Regions from separate parts of the Homo sapiens genome. Here all the other regions are linked to region 1. Evidence: chromatin contacts called from ENCODE Hi-C or POLR2A ChIA-PET data. All regions are on one chromosome and are shown on one strand. The core of a region is the stretch at or near the end of the contact, and the rest is flanking DNA. Distances in the headings are between cores, read along the strand shown.

Region 1 (2,661 bases), core at 60-2,559:
GTGAGCCGAGATCCCGCCACTGCACTCCAGCCTGGGCGACAGAGCGAGACTCCGTCTCAAAAAAAAAAAAAAAAAAAAAAAAAAAAGACTTTAGGGCAGGAATTTGAGGGTTTTTTTGGTTTGTTTTTGTTTCTGTTTTTGTTTTTTTTGAGACAGACTCTCACTCTGTCTCCCAGGCTGGCGTGCAGTGGCATGATCTCACCTCAGTGCAACTTCCACCTCCCTGGTTCAAATGATTCTCATGCCTCAGCCTCCCAGGTAGCTGGGACTACAGGCGCGCACCACCACTCCCAGCTAATTTTTGTATTTTTAGTAGAGACGGTTTCGTGATGTTGGCCAGGCTGGTCTCAAACTCCTGACCTCAGGAGATCCCCCCGCCTCGGCCTCCCAAAGTGCTGGGATTACAGGCAGGAGCCACCGCACTCGGCCTTGGAATTTGAGTTTTAGAAGTGTCATTCTGCCAGGCGTGATGGCTCACGTCTGTAATCCCAGCACTTTGGGGAGGCTGAGGTGGGAGGATTGCTTGAGCCCGGCAGTTTGAGACCAGCCTGGGCAACATAGAAAGACCTTGTCTCTACCCACCAACCACGAGAAAAGGTGGGAGGGGCGTCATTCTGGCTGCTCTGCTCTGTGGTTAGGACCAAGTCAAAGGTGGAGGAGGGAAAACCGTAAAATCAAGTGAGAGGCTTGGAATAGGGTGGCTGCGTCGCCGGATGGATGAGTGGAGAGAGATTTAGGAGATAGGATTTACAGCATTAGATAACTGGAAAGAGAGGGTGAGGGAGAGGAAGGAGTCAAGATGCCTCCCAGGGTTTTGGCTTGGGTCTCTGGGCAGATGGTGGGGCCATTACTGGGTTAGGAGAGAAGAGAAAAAGCAAGTTTGGCAGAAAGCTGAGTTTGGGGTAAGTTATGTTTGAGGCGCCTGGGGGCCTCCAGAGGCAGGTGTCCAGGTGGCTGGACATCAGGGTGTGGCGCTCAAGAGAGGGTTCTGGAGTGGTCGACACCGAAGTGGAGAGGAAGCAGTGAGGTGTTCTAACAACGGTGAGGAATTGGGGAGGCCGCTGGGTTCGGGGTATGCAGAGTGTAGCGGCCACGTAGCTGGCGATCTCAGGCACGTGACTGCCTGGTCCTGTGGCCCCGCGCTCGAACACTTTCAGCACCCAGGCAGGGGGTAAGGGGCGGTGTTGCCCCCTCCCGGGTCCCGCCTTTCTGCCCGCCTCTCATCCTCTTTAGCCATTGGGCAATACCTCTGTCCATCAAGGGCCCGCCTCCGCAATTGAGCCAACCAGGGCTGGCGGGAGGGCGCTTCCTTCTGGAGCTGGGTCCTGACTAGGGACCGCCTGGGTGAGGTGAGGACCTGGTGGCCGCAGTTGTGGCACTGTGCGCAGGCGCTGAACTGACCGGACGGAGCGGGCGGCTGTGGCCTCGCCAGCTGGTGAGAAGCGGGCGAGGGTCCGAGGTAGGGAAGGTAACGAGCGGGGGATGTGGACACCTCTTTCCCCGCCAGGCCTCGCCGGCGCCTGACCCTCCCGGCCTGCGGCACCGGCTCAGGTGACTGGGCGGAGGGAGAGCTGAGGTGAGGGGGCGGGTCCGCGGCGGAGAGGGACCAGCTGGGCCTACGACCACGGTCACCCCACTCACGTGCGCGCGCCACGTGGGCCCGCGGGCTCGCCGAGGACCCTTGGCTGCCTACCGGGGCACCCCACTAGCTGCTCTGGCCTATCGAGCACCCCTTGGAGCTCTGTGTCCCGACTGCACGCCCCTGTTTTACAGGCTGGCAAGCCGGGGCTCAGAGGCACCAAGCGGGTCGCCCGGGGGCACCCAGCTGGGGTACGGCCGTGCCGGGGTTCTAGGGAGATCGGTTTTGGTGGGCTCCGGAGTCCATGCACTTAGCGATGAGGCTGAAGTCAGAGATTTGAACTTGGGACCTGTCTGTTTTCTTTAAGGATGCAAGAGGGTTTGCGTCCTGGCTGCGGTGTATCACCCTGCACCGCTGCCTGCCTTGACTGCAGGGCCGGAGCGTCAGGCGCCCTCTGCTCCCGGACAGACCGCCCCCGCACCGACTTCTGCGGGGTGGGCTGGCAGGGGGTGGGGGAGTGAAGGGACGGTCCTCAGTCCTGGGAACTCTTGAGGTCCCGACAAATGATCTCGAGATCCCGAGGGCAGGATTCATACATGAAAAGCTCATTATAATGGGTCAAGGTTTTGTTCTGTTTTTTTTTTTTTAATTTAATTTAATTTAATTTAATTTAATTTAATTTATTATATTCCAAGGAAAAGTACCACCAGGGCTAGTGAAGGGACTAGGAAACTCGTCACCCCCTTGAGGAGGCAGATGTGAAGCTTTTGGAAATCAGTTTGGCAATGAGTCTACACCCTTGGACCTACTGACTCCTTGTTTGGGAAATAACTAGGATAAAACCTAAGTAGAGAAAAGGTTACTGCATAAAGCAGTACAGTTTGGTGGGGTTTTGTTGTTGTTGTTGTTTTTAAAGAGACAGATCTGGCTCTGTCGCCCAGGCTGGAGTGCAGTGGTGTGATCATAGCTCACTGCAGTCTTGAAATCTTGGGCTCAAGCGATCCTCCCACCTCAGCCTCTTGAGTAGCTGGGACTACAGGCACTTACCACCATGCCCAGCTAATCTAAAAATTTTTGTAGAG
Region 2 (2,661 bases), core at 43-2,542, 220 kb before region 1:
AATGACATTAAGGAATAATTATGTTATTTTGAAGTAATATTGATATTGTGGATGTGTCATTTAAAATAAAGTTCGTAACTGATAGAGATGCATACTTCATATTTATAGTTGAAATGCTATGATATTGAAGACTTGTTTTAAAATATTACAACAAAAAAGGAGGGGAGCGTTGATTAAACAAAAATGCAAAATGGTGATAACTGTAAAAGCTGGATAAAAAGTATGTGGGCACTTGTACTATTATCTTTACTAGTGTATGTCTGAAAGTTTCCATAATAAAAATTTAAATTTTTTAAAAATGTTGAAGAACTTATATCCAGAACATACAAAAAACTCAAATCTCCACAATAAGAAACAACCCAATTAAAAAGTGGGTAAAAGATATGAGCACATCACAAAAGAAGATATATAGATGGCAAACAAGCACATGAAAAGATCCTTAACATCACTAGCTATTAGGAAAATGCAAATTAAAACTACAAGGCAGAGCACGGTGGCTCATGCCTGTAATCCCAGCACTTTGGGAGGCTAAGGCAGGAGGATCACTTGAGCCCAGGAGTTGGAGACCAGCCCGGGCAATCTAGTGAGACTCCATCTCTACAAAAAAAGAAAAAATTAGCCAGGCGTGGTGGCACATGTCTGTGGTCTCAGCCTCTTGGAAGGCAGAGGTAGGAGGATTGCTTGAGCCTGGGAGGTACAGGCTGCAGTGAGCCCTGATTATGCCACTGCACTCCAGCCTGGACAATAGGGTGAGATCCTGTCTCAAAAAAAAAAAAAAAAAAACAAAACTCCACCATAAAAGGTGAAATTTATTGCATGTAAATTAAAAAGAAAAATTTTCAATGTTGTAAAGTCTATTGATAAGGAGAAGCAGCATAGAACAGTCATGTTACAAAGCAATCTGTACTTGTAAATATATGCACACAGACATATGTGAACAAATACGGAGACAGTGTTACACACAATGTGACTAGTGTTCATCTCTGATGAGTAAGATACTAGGACATGTGTTTTTTTCTTTTAACTTAGAGGTATTTTCTAATTTTTCTTAAATTGGTATTACTTGTGTGATTTCTTTAAGAAGTAATTTAAAAACAAGCAAATAAAAAAATAACTGCAAGCTGCTCTGGGAAGCCTTTCCTCATCCCTCCACAATAAACCTCTCCCTCTGCAGGCTTCCTGCTGTCTCCTCAAATCTCCTAACACTTGGCTGCCCTGTCCCCATAGTCAGCTCTTCCCTCTCCTGCTCGCTGTGCTAAGTGAGGAAGTGCAGTTTACCGCACGGTGGGGCCTGTCTCCGGAATCGCGTCTAGCTGGCTCCCTGCTCTATCCCTCCCGAACAGACACTCAGGAAAATAGCTGAGTAATGACTGACCAACAGGGCATGAACAGGCATCTACGAAACAGTCATTAAACCATGTCCACAGGCAACTGGACACTATCCAAAGGTTGATAATTAATGTTCCATGTCAGCCTAAAACATGGGCTCAGGTGAAGGGCCACTTAAGTTTCTAGAAATTATTTGGGAGAAAACATACAAAGCTGGTTTATCACTTGCCACATCTGTGAATAAGAGACTTCAGATTGCTAATATGTAAGGTAATAAGCTTCAAAATTATCCCAACATCAGCCAGACTGGTGCTGCGGATGGACTGTAACCCGTATAAATTTCAGGTTCAAAGATTCAGCTACAGGAATATAGAGTAGGGAGAACAGACTTGATAAAAGCAGCCAAGTGAAAACAGACCTGGTGATTTTAGCTGACATCAGTCACACTGAGGCTAAACGCTTGTCAGTTAAGGATGAAGTAAAAGACTGTCATTTTTAGTGGGAAGTAGAGCTAAGCAGTCCCAAATCTTTTCTATAATGCTCTGTTTTCATATTCACAGGCAGAAAAGTCTGTTCGCTAATATGAAAAGATAGTAACATTAAGTCCAAATTTTATTAAAATGGATCCTTTTATATGATTCCTTGCACATGCCAGGAATATCCCAGAGTAATACTTAAAACATTTCCTTACTATAGGCCGGGCACGGTGGCTCACATCTGTAATCCCAGCACTTTGGGAGGCCAAGGTGGGTGGATCACCTGAGGTCAGAAGTTCAAGACCAGCCTGGCCAACACGGTGAAACCCCCATCTCTACTAAAACAACAAAAAAATTAGCCGGGCATAGTGGTGCATGCCTGTAATTCCAGCTACTCAGGAGGCTGAGGCAGGAGAATTGCGTGAACTCGGGAGGCAGACACTGCAGTGAGCTGAGATCGCACCACTGCACTCCAGCCTGGGCAACAGAGCAAGACTCTGTCTCAAAAAAATAAAATAAAATAAAAATAAAACATTTCCTTACTACAAAAACAAAACAAACAAAAAACCAAAACACCATGCCACCGTGATTCATCTCTACACAAGCCAGGGCCCCAGCAGCCTGCAAGCCAGGAGCCTATTTGGCTATCAGACAATAAAAACAGACAACAAAAACAAATTAGAAAGCTTCCAAGTATCATAAATTTGGAATTCCAGTTCCAGTTAATGAAGTAGGTACACTCCAGCCTGTCTGTCCCACTGAATGCTGCTATCAAACTGGAAACAATGCACAGAGCAGCTATTTCAGGACACTGAAAAACAAATCAAAGTAGGCAGATGGTGAAGATGCCCAGAGT
Region 3 (2,661 bases), core at 65-2,564, 170 kb after region 1:
GAGGTTAAGGAGGGAGGATTACTTGAGCCCAGGAGTTACAGACCAGCCCGGGCAACAAAGTGAGACCCCATCTCTACAAAAAAATAAAATAATTAGCCAGGTGTCGTGATACAGGCCTGTAGTCCCAGCTACTTGGGAGGCTGAGGCAGGAGGATCCCTTGAGTCCTGGAAATCAAGGTTGCAGTGAGCTGTGTTCATACCACAGAGCAAGATGCTATCTCAAAATGAGTCCTGGAAATCAAGGCTGCAGTGAGCCGTGTTCATACCACAGAGCAAGATGCTATCTCAAAAAAAAAAAAAAGAAAAAAAGAGAAAGAAAACTTTACAGTTCTTTTCCTCAACCCGTCTCCCCCCACAAAATAATCACTATCCTGATTGATGTATTTGTTCCCTTACTTTTCTTTGTCATTTTATTTCCTGTGCATATATCTCTAAATAACGCATTGTTTAGTTTTTAAAAAAAATGAAACTAGGAAGCACACACTTCAGGGCAGTGTAAACAACGGACTCTAATGTCACTTTCTCTCTTTTTTTTTTTTTTTTTTTTTGGTGAGAGGAGTCTTGCTCTGTCACCCAGGTTGGAGTGCAGTGGTGCGATCTCGGCTCACTGCAAGCTCCGCCTCCTGGGTTCACGCCATTCTCCTGCCTCAGCCTCCCGAGTAGCTGGGACTACGGGCCCCCTCACCACCACACCTGGCTAATTTTTTGTATTTTTAGTAGAGATGGGGTGTCACTGTGTTAGCCAGGCTGGTCTCGATCTCCTGACCTTGTGATCCACACTCTTCGGCCTCCCAAAGTGCTGGGATTACAAGCGTGAGCCACCGCACCCAGCCTTCTAATGTCACTTTCAGATGCAGCTCCTAGAAGATGAGCTGAACAGAATCTTAGGGTCAAGTCCGGATTCAGCTTCCCTGTGAATTTTTAGAGCCTCCCTGGGGAAGCTTGTGAGCACAGTCATGAGTGGATTATGGGAAACCTAGGGCTCACACTGGAGTTAGGGCATCTGGCACACTGAAACCATTGCTCACCGTGTGCCGGAGATGTGGAGGAATATGGTCAGAGGGAGTTAGCTGCTCTGGTATTTTCTGCTTCTAGGCTCACCATGACCTACCTTCTTTTATCCTTTTTTTTTTTTTTTAATTTCTTTTGTCAAAATTGATGTCTCATTCCAGAGCTACCTTCTTTTCACAGGAGTGAGTCAAAGCACATCACCTTTGTCAGCTCAAATGAGTGTCCTTAGCTGGTCCCAGCAGTGGGGAAGGCTTATATATGAGCATTTTGCCCTCAGGATCTTGGTGATGACCATCCTCAGAATGTCCATCTCTTCAATCTAGACTGATTGTCCTCTATATCCAGCGCACTGCTTTCATACTGATTTCTGTGTTCATCCTCTGCTGTGAGGGGCTTTTTTGTTTTTTTCTTTTTGTTTCTTTTTCAGTTTTTCTGTCTTCCTGTTTCTTGGTTTACGGTCTCTTTGTGGATAACAGAGTTGTTGCATATTTGAAGTGTCTTTATTCTACGATACTTTATTGTAAGTTTGTCTTGTTCTAGAGTTTGAGGTTAGAGATTATTTTCGTTAAGAAGGCCTTGTTTCATTGTCTTGGTTTAAATGTTGCAGTTGAAAATCTCTGAAGTCATTGTGTTTCCTGATCTGTTTGTGACCAATTTCCCCGTCTTTGGAAGTTTGTAAAATCTTTGTCTCCATGTTTTGGTATTTATCTATGATGTAACCTAGTGTCGGTCCACAGTCATTCCTTGTGCAGGGTACTTGCCAGCCCTTTACAGTATGGCAGCTGTGTCCTTCGTAAGGAAATTTTCTTATATTAATTGATGACTTCCTTTCTTATATTTTTTCTATTCTTTTCTGGAACATCTACTATTTGGATGTTAGACCCACAGGAATGATCCTGTTACCTTATTTTCTTACTGTCTCTTTTGTCTTTTTGGTCTACCTTCCAGAAGATTTCCTCTACTTTATCTTCAGAGTCTTATATTGGGTCTTAATTTCTACTATATTTCAACAGAGCTTTTTGTTTGTTTGTTTGTTTTGAGACGGAGTCTCGCTCTGTCGCCCAGGCTGGAGTGCAGTGGTGCGATCTCGCCTCACTGCAAGCTCCGCCTCCCGGGTTCACGCCATTCTCCTGCCTCAGCCTCCCACGCGTAGCTGGGACTAGAGGTGCCCACCACCACGCCTGGCTAATTTTTTGTATTTTTTTTTTTTTTTTTAGTAGAGACAGGGTTTCACCAAGAGCTCTTTTTTGTGTGTGCTACAAATGTTCCTTTTTTGTTAGTATCCTCTTCTTGTTTATCGGGTACATTTTATCTGAGAATCTAGCTGGTAGATTTTTACTGCTTTACATCACTTCAGAGGAAATGGCTGCAACTGAAGGGTGAAAGTCAGAATTTATCTTGGCTCAGCTTTTCATGTAAGAAAAGAAAAATACAGTGAAACCAAATTAAAATAATTATGTGGAGAGCATATTGGTGGCAAGTTAATACATTTTTATGACTTTTTGGAGGGTCTAATTTATTCTTAACAGAAGTCTGAGTTTAGTATCCATTTATTGAATATGTATTTATATGTGTATACGCACACACACACAGTGTATTAAATCTATTGAATTCCAGACACTTTCTTTTTTTTTTTTTTTTTTTTTTTTT

What was found. A loop is a pair of places that touch in the nucleus more often than their neighbours do. ChIA-PET counts read pairs that join two places held with the same protein, here RNA polymerase II (POLR2A). Pooled maps may share reads with other maps.
Region 2: a map of PC-9 shows a loop between it and region 1 (4-fold over the local background). The contact joins the enhancer-like site here to the promoter of PDP2 in region 1. A Hi-C loop is called at or near these places in 9 of 168 maps with a recorded cell type or tissue (HepG2, IMR-90, K562 and 6 more), 4 of 37 single-sample maps with no recorded cell type and 18 of 50 pooled maps. POLR2A ChIA-PET finds 5 or more read pairs at or near these places in 4 of 52 experiments (A549, A673, BJ and 1 more).
Region 3: a loop to region 1 is called in a pooled map, with 5 times the contacts of the local background. The contact joins the enhancer-like site here to the promoter of PDP2 in region 1. A Hi-C loop is called at or near these places in 1 of 37 single-sample maps with no recorded cell type and 7 of 50 pooled maps. POLR2A ChIA-PET finds 5 or more read pairs at or near these places in 5 of 52 experiments (HepG2, K562, MCF 10A and 2 more).

Annotation. Positions count from the first base shown.
Region 1 is chr16:66,879,206-66,881,866 of GRCh38, forward strand. It overlaps PDP2 (pyruvate dehydrogenase phosphatase catalytic subunit 2), which reads left to right and starts at 1,310. Exons shown (of 2, transcript NM_020786.4): 1 at 1,310-1,435. RefSeq lists enhancers at 1,024-1,103, 1,352-2,124 and a silencer at 1,584-1,763.
Region 2 is chr16:66,659,624-66,662,284 of GRCh38, forward strand. The region is part of intron 1 of CMTM4 (CKLF like MARVEL transmembrane domain containing 4); the gene reads right to left. Among named protein-coding and RNA genes, the nearest start is that of CMTM4, 36 kb to the right of the region's middle. Within about 2 kb of position 1,293, at least 28 of the 41 ENCODE cell types and tissues checked have a DNase peak (open chromatin) inside an H3K27ac peak, as active enhancers do; they include IMR-90, endothelial cell of umbilical vein, heart left ventricle and 1 more, where a contact is called at or near this core.
Region 3 is chr16:67,052,722-67,055,382 of GRCh38, forward strand. All of the region lies in intron 3 of CBFB (core-binding factor subunit beta), which reads left to right. Among named protein-coding and RNA genes, the nearest start is that of CBFB, 25 kb to the left of the region's middle. Within about 2 kb of position 1,315, at least 4 of the 41 ENCODE cell types and tissues checked have a DNase peak (open chromatin) inside an H3K27ac peak, as active enhancers do.